2 separate regions of the Homo sapiens genome follow, and region 2 is linked to region 1. Evidence: chromatin loops called from intact Hi-C (ENCODE). Cell type or tissue: PC-9. All regions are shown on one strand. Region 1 overlaps MCU (mitochondrial calcium uniporter). Region 2 overlaps MICU1 (mitochondrial calcium uptake 1).

Region 1 (5,000 bases):
ATAACTGATAAGAGATTACGTATGTATGTTATATTAATTAAAGTATGTAGGCTAATTCTCCTATTAAAACATTCCCAGATCAGATTACTAAGAAAATGAAAGCAAAGAAACTCAGAAAGGATAACAAAATTAAAGAACACACAAAGATGTAACAGGCATATGCAAACTCAAACGTGCAGGGATTGTGTTCCTAATATTGGACAAGACTTAGTCCAAAAACCATTACATGAGGAAAAAAGAGCCTACAGGATCTGCATGAAAACAACTTCAAAGTGCTTCTCAGAAATACAAACAGAGACTTAAATGGAAAGACTTAACAAGATTCTTTGGAAAAAATCAAAATCCTTTTTTAACCCATGAAGTTAATACCTCAAAACAAAACATAGCTAATATTTATTGAGAATTTACTCTATGCCAGGCATGTTCTAAGGACTTTACATGTATTACTCATTTAGTCCTCACAACTACTTTATATGGGTGATGTTAGTACCACTTTTTGCCCATTTTTCAGTGAAGAAACCAAGGCACAAAGAAGGTAATAACTTGCCCAAGAGTTGCAGTTAAAGTTACTGAACCACAAAATGAACTCAGGCAAGATTATTTCAGATTCTGTGCTTTTAACCACTACATGATACTGTTTTTTGAAACCAATAGCTATGTGTGTGTGTGTGTGTGTGTGTGTGTCTAGATAAACTGACTCTGAAGTTCATGTGGAGAAACAAATAAACAAGAATAGCTGGGAGTTGTCTTAAAGAAAAGTAATAAGGGAAAACTAGCCCTACCAGATACTGAAATAAGACTAGAATGTTAGTTAAAACAATGTGGCTACTAGAGCATGAACAGAATAGAATTTCAGAAGTAGATCCAAATTCATGTAATTATTTGGAAAATTATAAAGATAGCATTTCAAATAAGAAAGGAAAAGATGTATTATTCACTGTATGGGACAGCTATGTTGTCATTAGAGGGAAATTAGTTAGATTTCTACTTAGTAACTTTGACTAGAAGTAATTCCTAATGAATCAAAGATTTAAAACGAAACTAGCTGTGAGCCAAGTCTCAAGTAATTTTTAAATTATTTATTTAAATTGTTTATAAATGTCAGTCTTACATTTCTGCATGCTCTTTTAAGTTGAAACGAGATGGAAATTAATGATAGTCATACAAAGTCCATCAGCACAAAGAAAAATCATTTAGGACTCTGTGACAATGCACACCTTAATACAGCTTAGTAGATACTAAATGATTTTTCTTTGTGCTGATGGAATGGAATATGTCAGGCCTGAAGCTGGTATATTGGATTTTGTTCAGTTAATGCCTGCCCTTCCTCTTCCTTTGATACTTTTTGGGGTTGGGAAAGTAAAAGATACAAAGGAATAAATTAAGCATTTGGCAAGTGAGAAATGTATTCAGTATTCATTCTGAAACATGGTTTAGTTATGAGAACCTGAGTCCCAGATCCACATCCACAGTGATTGCTCTTCGAGGAAGTAGTAGAGGTGGATGTGAGTGTGAGTGATTTTTTCTAACACTCTGAAGCGGTCGTGATTAAGGACTCAACTAGTGAGGTTGCCTCTCCAGGTTTTTTAAAAAGGAGAGTGAACATAAAGACCAGATGCCTACTCAATAATAGTAAATTCTTGATACAGCTACTTAATAACTCTCATACCTGGTAAGAGATAGGAAGGAGACGCAGATCTGAAAGGTAACCGGAGGAAGAAAAAGCCAGAAAGTTTACTTGAGGCCTGGTAGCACCTAGAATCAATATTAAATGTTTTTAAAAGTACATAAAACATGATTTGTATAATTCTAATTTTGTTTAATGTAACATGTATACTTGTGTTTGTATATGTAAATGTGTTTGCATAAATCTTGAAAACATACCAAAATGTTCACCACTATTATTTCAGGATGATAGGAGTTTGAAAGACTTTTATTTTCTTTTATCTGTATTTTTAAAGTTTTCTACAAAGCATGCATATTACTTAAGTAATCATATGTATATATTTATTATATACACACACATAAGTATATGTTTGTTGTTCCATTCTGACAGTAGATGTATCTTTTGTGTTTTCTAGGTACACCAGAGGATCGCTTCCTGGCAGAATTTGGGAGCTGTTTATTGCAGCACTGTTGTGCCCTCTGATGGTGAGTTTCAGCAAATCCACCTTTTATGTCTAATATTATTTCCTTCTTAGCTCAGTGTTTCCTATTCTCTGACACAAAAATTTATAAACCATACTCTTTCAGTTAAGGTGGGCTTAGGGGTCAGAGAGAGAAAGGAGGAGAAGGAAAATAAAATTTGGATGAGAATCTAGTGAGTTTAGAGAAGAAACCAAGAAGAAACACTAAGTTCCATTAAGACTTTATAGGTTAAATGATCATTTATCTTTTATTTTTGAGATGGAGCCTTGGTCTGTCGCCCAGGTGGAGTGCAGTGGCGCGATCTCAGCTTAGTGCAGCCTCTGCCTCCTGGATTCAAGCAATTCTCCTGCCTCAGCCTCCCAAGCAGCTGGGACCAGGCGAGCACCACCATGCCCAACTAATTTTTGTATTTTTTGTAGAGACAGGGTTTCACCATGTTGGCCAGACTAGTCTCGAACCCACGTGATCCGCCCACCTCGGCCTCCCAAAGTGCTGGGATTATAGGCATGAGCCACTGTGCCCAGCCTCATTTATCTGTTAAAACTAGGGACATAGTTAATGTGAAGATCACAGAAGCACCATCTTTGGTGTTTTCTAACCATTGGGTCTTCACATTATGGATAATGATCAAACACTCCAGCCTCTTGTTGTATCAGAGCCTAGACAGAAGGAACTCAAAGTCTGAGACCTCCTGCTCTTGCTTATCTTTTTCCCTACTTAGGCATAGGACTGCAATACTCTTCTTTGATGTGGGAAGGGATAAACAGATGCTTGGAGACCAATGCAATCCTTCGTAAATGTCTATGATGCTATAAACTGGCGACAGGATCCAAACCTTTGTTGTTTTTATGGTAGTGGAGGGAGATGTGTTTACAACTCTTATTGTCATTTCTCTTACCCGGTATTGTGCATTTACAGTTTAGGTTGCTTAGTTTAGGGGTTGACTGTTAGATATGTTTCCTCTGTATAAAGTTTAGTTTGATAGAGCTCTGATTTCAACCTTAGAAACATTAATTCGTAAGCATAACAACCACTGAAAGAGCATCCTGCAAATTTACAAGGGTGCCTAAAACTAAAGAAGCCCAGAAAATGAATCATGAGAACACTAGAATCCCCAACATTTAGTCAGTATAATATTTGCAGTGTTATCAGAATCACCTCCCAAAGCTGTTACGTGAATTTATAGACAGTGTGCTCATATTTGCCAAATCTTCTAAATTTGGAAGAAAAATCCATTGTGATTACTCATTTGTAATATGGAAAGGTTAAAAAGGGGAAAATAGACCAAAATCAAAATAAGGAAAATATTAGCTGGCTCTCTGTTTCCAGTCTCTTAAAGACAAAAAACTAAAAATTAGTACCAATTAATGTATAAGTTAAAAAGCAGCACTTAGCACTGTGTTGTGGCCAGAAAGGTAGCTGTGTTGCCCCCAGTCAAGAGTCAGTATGTACCCAGATAACAGTACTTTCTACGTGGCCAAGAGCCAGAGGACCATAATGCCACCTGGCTATGCTACATATTCCTTTCCCTCCTTAAGCTCCTTCAATGCAGTGGGTGGGTATCTCTCTTCCTCTTGACACTGCTTGGTCCATTAAATAGCCAAATGGTGACTGTCCACATCTGTGCCAGCACCACTCCCAGGTTCTGACTTACTCCATTACCACTGCAGGGTGCCATCATTAGATAGTTTGAATAAAAAGAATTTCACTGTTAAAAAAAAAAAAGTTTACATTGCTGAATCCACTCAGTTTTGCTGAACTATTTCATTCAAAAATTTCTAGTATTTATGATAGTGTTTGAAATTGTCATATATTCAATATCCACATATATCAATATATATTCATAAAGAATATCAACCAAGTCACATGTTATACTACAGCTGGAAGGTCAAGTCCCATTGGTGGTTATGATATTTAGTGGCAATTAACTTGAACTAATGAATTCATATTGGAATTGATACTAATTTTGCTACTTATTACCGTTACTATTATCCTGTTATATATATCTATATATAGGCTGTGTTATGTATACCTATATTCTATCCATATGGAGATATTTCAGTAATTTAACAATGGTACAGTTATGTATACCTATATTCTATCCATATGGAGATATTTCAGTAATTTAACAATGGTACAGTTAGGCCAGATGTTATCAGAGGACATAAATGCTGATAGGTTGCCATTATGAGGGTTTGAAGGCAATATTATTTTTACAAAAGCTAAAAAGATACCAACTTAAGAAAAAAAAGAGTGTCTCCCCAAATTCCTACCAACACTATCCTTCTTAAGAAAACTAATTCATATTAGTTATCAAGAAATAAAAGCACAAAATTATTTGATTTAATGTAGCTTGATGTCCTTATTATATATCTTTCTAATTTTGTACTTCTAAGTTAATTTCACCTTAGGTCAGTATAGCATGTGAGAAAACTGCTTAATCCACAGCTACTCCAATAAGTAGAGTTTGGTCACCAGTAACAGAAATTTCTACCATCACTCCCTGCTCTTTGTTGTGACTGTTGGTCATCTTCAGTATTAAATGAGGGCTTGACCCTCAGTTTTTAGAAGTATAAGGTCTAAAATATCATATCCTATAATTATGGTATTATATGCTTAGTAAATATACCTATATATACTGCTTTTCAGTAATTGCTTGTTAATTATGTTAGTTGACGAATCTGGTTATGACGGTAACAGCTGATAATAAAATATGTAGATTATCTTAAATGCTTACCTCTCTAACAAAGCAATCTAACAGGTTCTAGATTTTTTTTTTTTTGGTATCGTAAATACTTATGAGAATCTATTGAAAGTTCTAGACCCTTTCTCTAGAAGAATTTATATAAACA
Region 2 (5,000 bases), 270 kb before region 1:
TTTTGTAGGGACATGGATGAAGCTGGAAACCATCATTCTCAGCAAACTATCGCAAGGACAAAAAACCAAACACTGCATGTTCTCACTCACAGGTGGGAATTAAACAATGAGAACACATGGACACAGGAAGGGGAACATCACACGCCGGGGCCTGTTGTGGGGTGGGGGGAGGGGGGAGGGATAGCATTAGGAGATATACCTAATGTTAAATGATGAGTTACTAGGTGCAGCACACCAACATGGCACATGTATACATATGTAACTAACCTGCACGTTGTGCACATGTACCCTAAAACTTAAAGTATAATAAAAAAAAAAAAATTAGCCATGGTGGTGCACACCTGTAATCCCAGCCGGGCATGGTGGTGCACACCTATAATCCCAGCTACTTGAGAATTGCTTGAACCCAGAGGCAGAGGTTGCAGTAAGCTGAGATCATGCCACTACACTCCAGCCTGGGCGACAGAGCAAGACTCCATCTCAAAAAAACAAACAAACAAAAATAAAAAACAGAGAGTGACAGAGTCAGAAAAACAGTAACTATGTATTTTAAGAAAGAGAAGACTGTGGCTCACTACATTTTCTCTTCTTTCCAAGGAAGTTTCCATAACTAGTGAAAAAAATTATCAGGGACACTAAAGTACCAAGGTTCCTTTGTTAATTTCACAGGGTCACCAAATTGTGAAGTCTCAGAAAGCATTCATTTTCTTTTTTTTTTTTTTTTTTTTTTTGGAGACAGTTTTTCTCTGTCACCCAGGCTGGAGTACAATGGCACAATCTTGGCTCACTGCAACCTCCACCTGCCTCCCAGGTTCAAACAATTCTCCTGCCTCAGCCTCCCAAGTAGCAGGGACTACAGGCTCACGCCCTGTGTCTGGCTATTTTTTGTATTTTTGTAGAGATGGGTTTTTGCCATGTTGGCCAAGCTGGTCTCAAACTCCTGACTTCAAGTGATCCAACCACCTTGGGCTCCCAAAGTGCTGGGATTACAGGTGTAAGCCACCGCGCCTGGCCAGAAAGCCTTCATTTTCTAAAGCTGCTATTGCTATCCCTATCCCATTATTTAAAATGTTCAGCAGAGGAGACAGGCAGACCTTGAAGCACAGTGTTTCCTAAGTATTGCCTTAGCATGTTGAATTCTTTGAAACATCTTATTTCATAGACGAATATTAACAATACCAAATGATCCGAGCAAGAAATTCTGATACAGAGTTAAGCCAGAAATCAACTCCTTTCTGACAACAGAGATGACTGGAAGAATAAAAGTATACGCAAGAACAAGATGGTTGGATAACACTCACCTCTTCCACAAAAGACCAGTACTTGCAGTTACTGCAGATGCTCCCAGGAAAGCCACCATCATTAGTCTTCGCCGGATCTGGATGGGCTGTGATCCTCCATGGTACCATCGAGAACCCACAGCCAGTTCTGCCAAAGCAGAAAGTGAGTTCAGACGAAACATCCTGTGGACAATAAGTAGAAATGTCACTCTTAGCTAGTGGTAGTTATGATGATGATGATGATGATCCTACCAACATTTCTAATAAACACTAAAGTAATTGCTCTATGACAGGCACTATTCTAAACAATTTGCTTATATTATCCCATTTAATCCTCAGAATAATCTTATGAGCAAAGTACTACTTATAAAACTGATATATTAGTCAAAGTACAATTAGAAGACAGAAACCACATGATAATTTGAGTATGAAACTTTTAATATAAAACATTATTAAGGCCAGGTATGTGGCTCATGCCTGTAATCTTAGCACTTTGGGAGGCCAAAGAGAGAGGATCATTTGAGCCCAGGAGTTGAAGAACGGCCTGGACAACATAGTAGGACCCCATCTCTACCAAAAAAAATCAGCCAAGCATGGTGACATGCACTTGTAGTCCCAGCTATTCAGGGGGCTGAGGTGAGAGCACTACTTAAGCCCAGGATGTTGAGGTGACAGTGAGCTATGATCAACAGAGCAAGATGCTGTCTCAAAAAAATGAATAAAATAAATAAAAAATAAAAAATTATTAGTTACAACAGGAAATTTACTACTCAGAAGTTAAAGAAATAGCAGATATAGGGAGCAGTTACTATTCTAGATCTGACACAGAGCACCAAGAAAAGACCAGTCTATAAAAGGTCTACTCTCACTCACAGGGCAGAGATCAGACTGTGTGGAGAGGGCACAGCTATGTATGTCAGAGAAACTTACTAAGGTGCCATGCCAGCAAAATGCACTAGAAAGCCACTCTCTGTGATGCCAGAACAAGTCATCTACTGGACAACTCATGCCAGCGGAATTTGTTGGGAAGCTGACCTTCGCGATGCCAGGGGAAGCCACCCATGGGGAGGCAGTTTCACTAGGAAATTGCATATGAGAGTTGCTGCTAAAACTCCTTAGGAGCTGGGTGCCATTGAGTGTCCCACTAGTTCCTGCATGCTATAGAAGCAAGCCACAAAGGGCACACTAGACTCAGCAAGAAACACCCCTCCTCCAGGGTCCTTCTAGTCTCTCTACTGACAAAGTTTAACAGTAACTGGCAAGGGAAAAACTTCCAGTATCACAAACGGGACAATGAAAGATGTGTTTAGAGCTGAAATGAAAAAAGATAACTGGTACCCATATTTTACAGATCTAAAATATAACTTGCTCAAGAGTACAAAGGTAGGAAGTGATAGATCTAGAATTTGAACCTAGGGAGGACTAATTCCATACTTCAATGTCTCGGAGTTAGGTAGGGAGACTTCAACCTAGGAGGGGAGACTTTGCTGCCCCCTACCTTATAATGCTGACACTGCTTTGAAGTTTTTATTAAATATTTTTCACACCCAGGTCCTTGGAAGCCCTCCTCCCTACCAGATTCTCTATAGTTCAAACTTCACTTAAAAAAAAATTCTTTTAATGTTTTGTTTTAAATCTGAAACATCTGTATTAGTGCATATTACTGTTCAATAAATACTTACTCTTCCATCCCCCATCCCTTAGGCAAAATTACTTTTCTACTTTTTTCTTCCCCTTCTGCATATGAATGCCAGGTCATAAATTTCCTTCTCTTTAAGTTTTTGGCGTATGTCTTGCCATATGTCTTGCTCTAACCAATGGAATGTGGACCAGTTCCATGAAGTGCTTTTAGGAGGTGCTGCTGTTAGTTTTCTTGTGTTCCTGCACTCCATCGAGGGAAGACCATGTCCCAAAGAGACACTGATCCTTCAAACTGGCATCCATAATGAACAGACTTCAGCCTGGAATAAACCACTGTCAAGCCCAGCTGAGCCAGCTGAGCACAGCTGACCTGTAGAATGCTGGTGAGAAATAAATGTGTGTAACTGTAAGCTGCAAAGATTTGGGTGTTGTTTGTTGCCCCATCAATAGCCAACTAATTCAGCATCCAAGATAATTACTGGGAAGTTCTTATTCTTTTTTTTTTTTTTTTTTTTTTTGAGACTGAGTCTTGCCCTATCACCCAGGCTGGAGTACAGTGGCGCAATCTCGGCTCACTGCAACCTCCACCTCCCGGGTTCAAGCGATTCTCCTGTCTCAGCCTCCTGGGTAGCTGGGATTACAGGCACACGACAACCACACCTGGCTAATTTTTGTTTTTTTAGTAGAGACAGGGTTTCACCATGTTGGCAAGGCTGGTCTCGAACTCTTGACCTCAAGTGATCCATCCGCCTCGGCCTCCCAAAGTGCCGGGATTACAGGCATGAGCCACCGCGCCTGGCTGGGAAGTTCTTATTCAACAAAAATTTATTAAATTCATACTGTATATACATCCCTATGTGAGACCCAGAAAGCCAAAAACTATCTACATTCTAATTAAACAAGATAAATACAAAACACTTTTAAAACAATACATTTCTAAAATCATATATATGCATATATATATATATATATATATATATATATATTTTTTTTTTTTTTTGAGATGGCGTCTCACTCTGTTGCCCAAGCTGGAGTGTGGTGGCATGATCTCAGTTCACTGCAACCTCTGCCTCTCGGATTCAAGCAATTCTCCTGTCTCAGCCTCTTGAGTAGCTGGGACTACAGGCACATACCATGATGCCTGGCTAATTTTTGCATTTTTAATAGAGATGGGGTTTCATCATGTTGGTCAGGCTGGTCCCAAACTCCTGACCTCAGGTGATCTACCTGCCTCGGCTTCCCAAAGTGCTGAGATTACAGGCGTGAGCCACCACACCCGGCCTAAAATTATATCTTGAAGTATAGAAATATTATGATAGAAATGACAGAAAACTACAAATAAAAAAGATAAAGTTGAGACTGGGTTAGTCAGCAAAAGCTTTTGTTTAGTCTTAAGCCTCAGAATGGTGTAAAATTTTGATTAAGTCAGAGAAATGTTGAGACACCCCCAAAACCATAGGATCATTTCGGGCACCTCCATCCAGAGAATTAATGTAAATGATTTTTTTCCCTCTAGATTATGACCTTCAGGGCTCAGTATAGTACCTCACTGTTTTAATGCACCAGATGGGCTGATGGAAGAAGAGGCATTTCTTTACAGTCCCACTTTTTTGTAGAGGTAATTCATTCAAATTATACAAAGAATCCATGCCCCCTTTGATTTTTCTCAAAGCACAGTTCACTGATTCCTAAATTTTTGTGTGTGTGTTTTGAGATGGAGTCTTGCTCTGTCGCCAAGGCTGGAGTACAGTGGCATGATCTTGGCTCACTGCAACCTCTACCTCCTGGGTTCAACCAATTCTCCTGCGTCAGCCTCCCAAGTTGCTGGGATTACAGAAGTGTGCTACCATGCCCAGCTAATTTTATATTTTTAGTAAAGACGGGGTCTTACCATATTGGCCAGGCTGGTCTCGAACTCCTGACCTCAAGTGATCTGCCCGCCTTGGCCTCCCAAAGTGCTGGGATTACAGGTGTGAGCCACCATGCCCAGCCCACTGATTCCTAATTTAAACTACTTTGCACTTTGTACATATCTTCCTATGGCATACGTAATTTTTTCTCCCCTTGCCTCAAGGCCCA

Evidence for each region. Hi-C counts contacts between places; a loop is a spot of excess contacts. Peaks named below come from ENCODE experiments on the same cell type or tissue, not always from the same donor. Only the 100,000 strongest peaks of a DNase experiment are listed, where the experiment ranks them.
Region 2: it touches region 1 in a loop (4-fold over the local background); 4 of 110 quality-filtered maps call a loop at or near these places.

What each region holds. Positions count from the first base shown.
Region 1 is chr10:72,832,278-72,837,277 of GRCh38, forward strand. MCU (mitochondrial calcium uniporter) reads left to right here. Exons shown (of 8, transcript NM_138357.3): 2 at 2,082-2,151. Among named protein-coding and RNA genes, the nearest start is that of OIT3, 59 kb to the right of the region's middle. In PC-9, CTCF peaks have their summits at 2,143 (motif pointing left) and 2,342; a DNase peak (open chromatin) is centred at 2,134; H3K27ac peaks cover 1,003 bases.
Region 2 is chr10:72,565,332-72,570,331 of GRCh38, forward strand. It overlaps MICU1 (mitochondrial calcium uptake 1), which reads right to left. Exons shown (of 12, transcript NM_001195518.2): 2 at 1,302-1,463. The coding sequence starts at 1,462. Among named protein-coding and RNA genes, the nearest start is that of MICU1, 58 kb to the right of the region's middle. In PC-9, a CTCF peak has its summit at 2,746; no DNase peak of the experiment used is centred here.